Regions from separate parts of the Homo sapiens genome. Here regions 2 and 3 are each linked to region 1. Evidence: read pairs that join two places in POLR2A ChIA-PET (ENCODE). Cell type or tissue: A673. All regions are shown on one strand. Region 1 overlaps PHC2 (polyhomeotic homolog 2). Region 2 has its middle 7.1 kb from the start of TRIM62. Region 3 has its middle 1.4 kb from the start of C1orf94.

Evidence for each region. Peaks named below come from ENCODE experiments on the same cell type or tissue, not always from the same donor. Only the 100,000 strongest peaks of a DNase experiment are listed, where the experiment ranks them.
Region 2: POLR2A ChIA-PET joins it to region 1 with 6 read pairs; 10 of 35 experiments call an interaction of 5 or more read pairs at or near these places.
Region 3: POLR2A ChIA-PET joins it to region 1 with 8 read pairs; 1 of 35 experiments calls an interaction of 5 or more read pairs at or near these places.

Annotation. Positions count from the first base shown.
Region 1 is chr1:33,341,434-33,343,933 of GRCh38, reverse strand. The region is part of intron 9 of PHC2 (polyhomeotic homolog 2); the gene reads left to right. Among named protein-coding and RNA genes, the nearest start is that of PHC2-AS1, 7.7 kb to the left of the region's middle. RefSeq lists an enhancer at 1,096-1,704. In A673, no CTCF peak of the experiment used is centred here; a DNase peak (open chromatin) is centred at 1,463; H3K4me3 peaks cover 1,009 bases; H3K27ac peaks cover 2,063 bases.
Region 2 is chr1:33,187,903-33,190,402 of GRCh38, reverse strand. It overlaps a transcript of ZNF362 not described here. Among named protein-coding and RNA genes, the nearest start is that of TRIM62, 7.1 kb to the right of the region's middle. In A673, no CTCF peak of the experiment used is centred here; no DNase peak of the experiment used is centred here.
Region 3 is chr1:34,174,279-34,176,778 of GRCh38, reverse strand. It overlaps a transcript of C1orf94 not described here. Among named protein-coding and RNA genes, the nearest start is that of C1orf94, 1.4 kb to the left of the region's middle. In A673, no CTCF peak of the experiment used is centred here; a DNase peak (open chromatin) is centred at 1,498.

The sequences.
Region 1 (2,500 bases):
ACTTGAGACTTTGCTTTGCCCTTTAGGACAGAAGCATTTCTGTTATGTTGCAGTCACAGTGGAGGTAACATTTCTTCCTGAAGCCTGACCTCAACAGTGCAAGGACAGGACTACCGACGTAGACCAAGACGTCTGAGGAACACAAACCTCAGATACCTCAGTTTGGGCCACGGAAAGATTAGCCCTGCTCTGGGGCTGTAAGAGGCCAGACTCAGTGAAAGAGTGAGATTAGAATGATTTCCTAATCTTCTCACAGGTCTCAGTGACGTTGGCACTCCTGTGTCCAAGCTCAGCCTAGTCCAGTGTGTTGTGCCTGCATTACATTATTTAATCCTCACCACAGCTATATGTAAGACAGATATAAGTATCCCATTTCATAGATGAGGAAAGAGGCCTAGAGTAACTTGTCCAGCATTACAGGATAGGATTTAAGCCTAGAGTCTTTTTTTTTTTTTTTTTTTTTTTGAGACAGAGTCTTGCTCTGTTGCCAGGATGGAGTGCAGTGGTGCAATCTCGGCTCACTGCAACCTCTGCCTCCAGGGTTCAAGCAATTCTCCTGCCTCAGCCTCCCGAGTAGCGGGGACTACAGGCGCTCGCCACCACACCCAGTTATTTATTTTTTTTTTTGTATTTTTACTAGAGACAGGGTTTCACCATGTTGACCAGGATGGTCTCAATCTCTTGACGTCGTGATCCACCCACCTCAGCCTCCCAAAGTGCTAGGATTACAGGCATGAGCCACTGTACCTGGCCGCCTAGAGTCTTTCTAATCCCACAGTCTTAACTGCCATGTAGCACAGCTTCTGCGTGTATTCAGTGCCAGGCATTTTACATATATAATATTTACTGAAACCTCCCAGACAGGTAGGTAGTATGAGCCTCGTTGTTACAGATGGAGAAACCAAGACTCAGAACAGGCAGTGAGTGCTTGAAGCCACACACCTTTGATTAAAGGTGGAACAGAATATGAGTCCAGGTCTGGCCCCCAGAGCCCATGCTCTTTCTACTCTGCCATTCTTCCTTTTATCTCCCCTGATCTTAGTGTCTACTGTAGAACCTCTCCCATTGGTTCTAGACATTTTGCGTTTTGAAATCATAGCATGGGCCGGAGCACTATGATGTGAGACTATCTGGGAGCCCTTGACCCTGGCATTGGATACCAGTGGACTGGCCTCCATCACCAGGGTTAAGTAGAACTCTTTGAAAACTCCTCCCTGACTCCCTGCAGCCAGGGCCAGCTATTATTCCCTGGTGTGTTGACCTGGTGGAAGTCACTCTGGTCCTGCAGGTGCTGCTGCTGAGTTTGAGCTCAGGCCCCTCTTGCAGTCCTCAGCCTGTGGGCTGGGAAGCGTTCAAGCAGCTGTTTGGAAATCCCCCACTGCTCCCGTTGTCCTGAACTGCATGGGGTGGGGGGAGGGTGGCTGTTCGCTCCATTGATTCCTTCCTGCATAGCTGGGGGTGGCAGCTTGGAGCACATTCAGCTGTTTACAATTCAGCTTATGTACACTTTAGCTGGGGATTGTGGGTGAGTCAGAAGGGCCGTTCTCTTTGCCTGTGTCCTGAGAGACAGCATGAAAGTCAGCTGTATGGTAATGGCTGCCAGCATGGGAGGAGCCCCCTCCCTGCCAGATGCCTTAACGGGAGCTGGTCAACACAGATGCTTAAAATCCAGTAAGCTCTCCAAACCTTTCAACCCAGACCCAGCAAGAGCATTTTGCAGTGACGCTGAGGGCAAGGCTGGAGGGTCCCCTGGCTTGGCCTCTCCTTCATCCTGCTGGCCAGCCCCCTGCAAGGAACTCAGGTGTGGATCTCAGTCATCCGCAGCCAGTGACCCTCCTGTGCCTGAAAAGCTCACCAGTTTTCTCAGCAAAGAGCCCCACAGGGTCCTTCTGTCACTGCTGTGCCTTCCCTTCTCTGGGAGAGGTCCTTCAGAGGAGGTGCTTCAGAGAGGTTCCTCAGGGAGCCACAGCCTGCTGTGTCAAGGCAAGGAGTCCTTGTCCCTTTGACAGCTCTGCCCTTAGCAGATTTGAAAAGGCTGCAGACATTGGATGTTCCCCCTGCCTTCTGGTATTCAGAGGACCCCAGGTGGGAAGGGTCTATAATTTTCCCACCACTAAGAGTTCATTTTGTGCATGTTTTACAAGATACTGTCTTCCAAATAAATGGCATTCGTTTGTTTTATTCTAAAATGCACACTTTTACAATCTGTACTTGAGACGCACACGTAATCAATGTGTAAATTCGTTGTGGGGGAAATGGGTCATCTTAACAACTGACTGCATTTTAGAATTTGGGAAACATGGTAACATGATATTAAATAATAGCATGTTTTGCCCTCCTGAAGGTATATATTATGTGCTGTTTCCTTTTCGGCTTCTTCAGATATTGAATCCAGCTTGTGCGTCCTGATTAACTAGATTCAGGGATCCTGCTTAGTCATCCAGGAATCCCAATTTGGGAATCACTCATCTAGATCATCCTGTGCTTCCCAACCCAAATG
Region 2 (2,500 bases), 150 kb after region 1:
ATAGGATTCCAGAACAGCAGAGGCCAGGTAGCAGCACTTAACCATCAGACACATAGTGTATGGAATTACCATAATGGGCAGCAAAGTCAGAAACTCAACCAAGGGGCCCTTACCCACAGAGATCTGTGGGATTGCTAATAGACCCTGAAGTTCCTAAGGGCGAGATCAGTGGGTGACTAGCAAGGGTATTGCTGCCCAATATAATAAAAACAGATCAAGAGCATGTAATGTGAAGACTGAGGTGAGCCATCACAGTGGAAAATCACTATCCCTCACCCATTTTTCATGCTTAAGCTAGTCCTCAGACCCAGTACCACAGTAACTGTACACAGGAGAACAAAAATATCCAGATATTTCTATAGTTGGGGAATTCAGAGTCCGGACTGACACTGATTCCAGGGGATCCAAATTGCCACTATAGCCCTCCTGTTAAAGTAAGGAGATATGGAGGCAAGATGATAAATGGAGTCTTTGCCAAAGCCCATTTTACAGTGAGTCCAGTGGGTCTTCACACCCTCCTGTGACTATTTTCCCCATCCCTGAATACTTAATTGGGATTAGTAAACTCAGCAGGCAGTAGAAACCTCACATCGGTTTCTTAATCTGTAAAGAAACTGGTGAGGGTCACCCAAAGCAGAGGTGACAACAGTATGTGTATATATATATATGTGTATGTGTGTATGTATATATATACGTATATATGTGTATATATATATACGTATATATATACATATATATATATATATATATATATATATATATATATATGCTGGAATGTGAATTTCTGAACCCCAGCCCCAGCACTACACAAGTTGATACAGAAGTGTGGTTGCGGCGCTAAGAGGCAACAGCTTAACAACTGACAAGAGTTACAATAAACGATGTAGAATATATATATATGGGGGATCAACTGATTATATAGCCAGAGTTTCCCATTGTAAGTTGTGTACTGTCAGATCCACCCAACTGTATAGTCGAGTATGTGCAACAGTAATCCATTGAAGGGTGGACATGGAACGTTGTCATGAACTAGGCCTGAGCAGGACCAGAGGTCACAAATAAACTACAGAAGCAGGCCCAGAATCCCCTGTTGTGATCCCTGCATTGGAACCTCTCCCCTCAGCTCACACTTATGAAATCATGAGAGATTCCTGATGACCAGGTGACAGAGGAGGAAAAAGCTTAGGCCTGGTTTATGGACAGGTTGGCACAATAGGTTGGTGGAAAACAAAAGTGCACTCTTACTGCACTACAGTCCCACTCAAGGGCTCCTGAAGAACAGCCATGTGGAGAATTTTTTGCAGGGGCAGAACTTTAGGCGGTGCATTGAGTCATCAACTTGGTGCAGAAAGAGTCGTGGCCTGAGGTCAGGAATCCCAGGCAGTAGTGAACAGTTCAGCTGATTGCTCAGGGACTCGTGAAGAGCAAGACTGCAAAATTGCAGTTAAGGAGGTCTGGGGAAGAAGCATGTGGATTGATCTTTGAGAGAAGACACAAAAATATGTGGGTCTCTGTCTCATTTCATTGTCTACCAGAGGGTGTCCATCGCAGAGAAGGTGCTGAACAATCAGTTAGATAGGATGATTCATCCAGTGGAAATGAGCTTATCTCTCTCCTTAGCTGCCCCAGAGCATGCACAACAGACCCATAACTGAGAAGCCATGGTAAGAGGGATGGAAGCCACGCATGGCCCAACAGCATGGGCTTCCTCTGGCCGAGGCTGACCTAGGTATTACTACTAAGTGTCCAATCTGTCAAAGCACAGGCAGGGCTGAGCTCTTGACATGGTACCACCCCTCAAGGAGGGCACCCAGCCACATGGTGCCAGTTGATTACACTGGACCCAACCACCCTGGAGGTGCTGTGACTCTTCTATGACTTCATGGGACTGATACAGATTTGCCTTCTCTGTCCACAATGTCATGATCAGCAGCACTCTCTCAGAGTTCCCAGGGTGTGCAGTTTATCATCAAAGCATTCCCCCATAACATGGCCATGGAGAAAGTGAGCACATGACCATGTTATTCACTGGTCCTGCTATTTACCATACCAACCAGGGCTGCATCCTGAGAAAATGCTGGAATAACCACTTGAAGGCATAGCTAAGTCATCAGCTTGAAGATAGGGTTGAGAACCTGTCCTTACATGTTTGTTTGTTTGTTTGTTTGTTTTGAGATGAAGTCTCATTCTGTTGCCCAGGCTGGAGTGCAGTGGCACAATCTCTTACTTCAACCTCTGCCTCCTGGGTTCAAGGGATTCTCTTGCCTCAGCCTCCCGAGTAGCTGGGATTACAGGCACCCGCCACCACCCCCGGCTAATTTTTGTATTTTTAGTAGAGACGGGGTTTCACCATGTTGGTCAGGCTGGTCTCAAACTCCTGACTTCGTGATCTGCCCGTCTCGGCCTCCCAAAGTGCTGGGATTACAGGCGTGAGCCATCACACCCTGCCTCCCTTACATGTATTTCTATACTTGAGACAATAGCTATTGTAAGGGTGCTA
Region 3 (2,500 bases), 830 kb before region 1:
CACACAAATCTCAGCTCCTGCCTGGGGGTCCCCCGGCAACCTCGATTTTAATCCTAACTGCCATTTTATGGGGCGCTTGCCCTGTGCCAAGCGCTGGGCTCACATTCAATCCTATTAAAGCTCGTGAAATTAGTACCACTTTTTATTATCGTTCTACACGGGAGGAAAGCGAATCTCAAAGTCATAAGGGATTGCGTCCAAGGCCCCCTGAGAAAAGGGAAGCTGAGACTCAGACCCCAGCACTCTAGGCCTGATCTAGCCCTTGACCACTGAGACAGCTTCAGTAGGTGGGTAGGAGCAGGAGTAGGAGGTCCGAGGTGCAGGGAGAAGGGCTAAGTTAGCTGTTTGCTGATCAACAGGCCCCTACCCTCACTGAAGCGGCTTCATTCAATTGGGCACTGACACAGTACCTCTGCTGAGGGAGACTTTCTGGTTCCGAGAGTCAGGGGGTTGCTTCTCTAGCAATTCCCCTGAAAAGGAAAAGCAAGAGGGTGGAGACGGAAGAAAGAAGAATGGACACAAATAGAGGAAGATGGCAGTCTATAAATGCAGGGCTGGGTTGAATCCTGACACTCATTTCCGAGCTGTGTGACCTTAAGAACTTTCTGAACTTCTCCCATCCCCATTCATAATTCCCCCAGTACTGATGCAACCCCTCCTCTGTGCCCGATGAGTTGCTGGGCACTGAAGAAGCATAAGGGTGGGCAAAAATGGCATGGTCCCTGCTCTCCTGGAGCCTGTATACTAGCGAGGAGAGATCGATGCAAACCAGCCAAGCGAGTAAAGCAGCAATAATTACAGATGCAATGGGACTCTGATGGAAAATAACTATTAGGTTGGTGCAAAAGTAATTGCGGTTTTTGCCATCACTTGCAATGGCAAAAACCACAATTACTTTTGTACCAACCTAGTAACAAAGTGAGGCACTGGGGAGAAGAGGGGAGGCAATATTCCATGGTGGTCCAGGCCGACTTCTTTGAGGAGAAAAATTTGAGAAGGATGAGAGGAATTCCTTTTCTGTAAAATGGTGTTAATAAATTATGAGGATCATGTTTCTGGCACATAGTAGGCACTCAAAAAATATGTGTTGGATGAATTAATGGTATACTGTATGTAAAGTGCCTGGTATACAGTAGGTGCCCAATACGCAACCTTGCTCTTTACAGAGGGGCTGAGTTCCTGGAAATGTTTACTCTAAATTTTGAAATCTGAGCTTCATTCTCCTTTGATTTTCATTACAAAATTGAAGATGTGTTCCTTTGGGGAAAATTCTGAGGGCCTAGACTGAATAAAATTATAGTTAAGAATGTAGAAAACCTTTTAAAATAGTGTATTTAAAGGAAAAGTGATCATTTCTGATGAAATATTAATAGTTCTGAAAATGTCACTCAGTGTTTGTGCTGCTTGGCATTTGGTTGGCTAACACCTTAAGCTTAGAGCAGAACGCCAACGACCCTGCACTGCCCAGGCCCCAGGATTCTGGAAGTTAGCCAGCTCACTCACTCTTCCTGTTCCCTCTCCCCCTCAGCAGGAGACCAGGCAACGGGGGCTAAATCAGAAAGGACTGCAAAAAAAAAAAAAAAAAAAATCAAATACAGCAGGGATACGGAACAAAGATAGAGCATGTTTTTAGAGTGCACAGACGAGATTTCTAGAAAATTCTGCAAAAATCTTAAGTGATGTACTTAGAAATAGTATAAAGCTATGTCCATATGGTAGCCACTAGCCACATGGGGTTGTTTTAATTTTAACTTTATTTTTATATAAATTAAATGAAAAATTCAGCTCCTCATTTGCATTAGCCACATATTATGTGCTCAGTAGCCACATATGGCTAGTGGCTACCATATTGGACAGCACAGAGAACATTTCTTATCATTAAATACATATTCTCGGGAACCAGAGTCCCTGGGTTCAGATTCTGAGTTCACGTTTTCTGGCAATGTAAGCTTAGGCAAGTTACTCTGTGCCTTGGTGTATTAGTTTGGTAGGGCTACCATAACGAAGTCCACAGACTGTGTGGCTTAAACAACAGAATTTTATTTCCTTGCCATTCTAGAGGTTAGAAGGCCAAGACCAAGATGTTGGCATTGTTAGTTTCACTCTGAAGTCTCTCTCGCTGGCTTGCACTTGGCTGTGTTCTCCCTATGTCCTCACATGGTCTTCCCTGTATATGTGTCCCTGTCCTAATCACTCCTTTAAAGGACACCAGTCATATTAGATTAGGACACACCCTAATGGCTTTTTTCTTTTTTTTAATCTTAGCTACCTCTTTAAAGGACTCATCTCCAAATACAGTCACATCTGAGGTATTTGGTTTAGGATTGCAGCATATAATTCAGCCCACAACATTTGATTTCTTAGTCTGTAAAATGGGATGATAATGAAGAATACTTGCTTTGTAGAATTACTACAGATGTTCTATTACTAACCAATTGCTTAACACATGGAAAGTCCCTTGAACAACAACTGACAGATAAACGTGTTATACAGTTGTTTG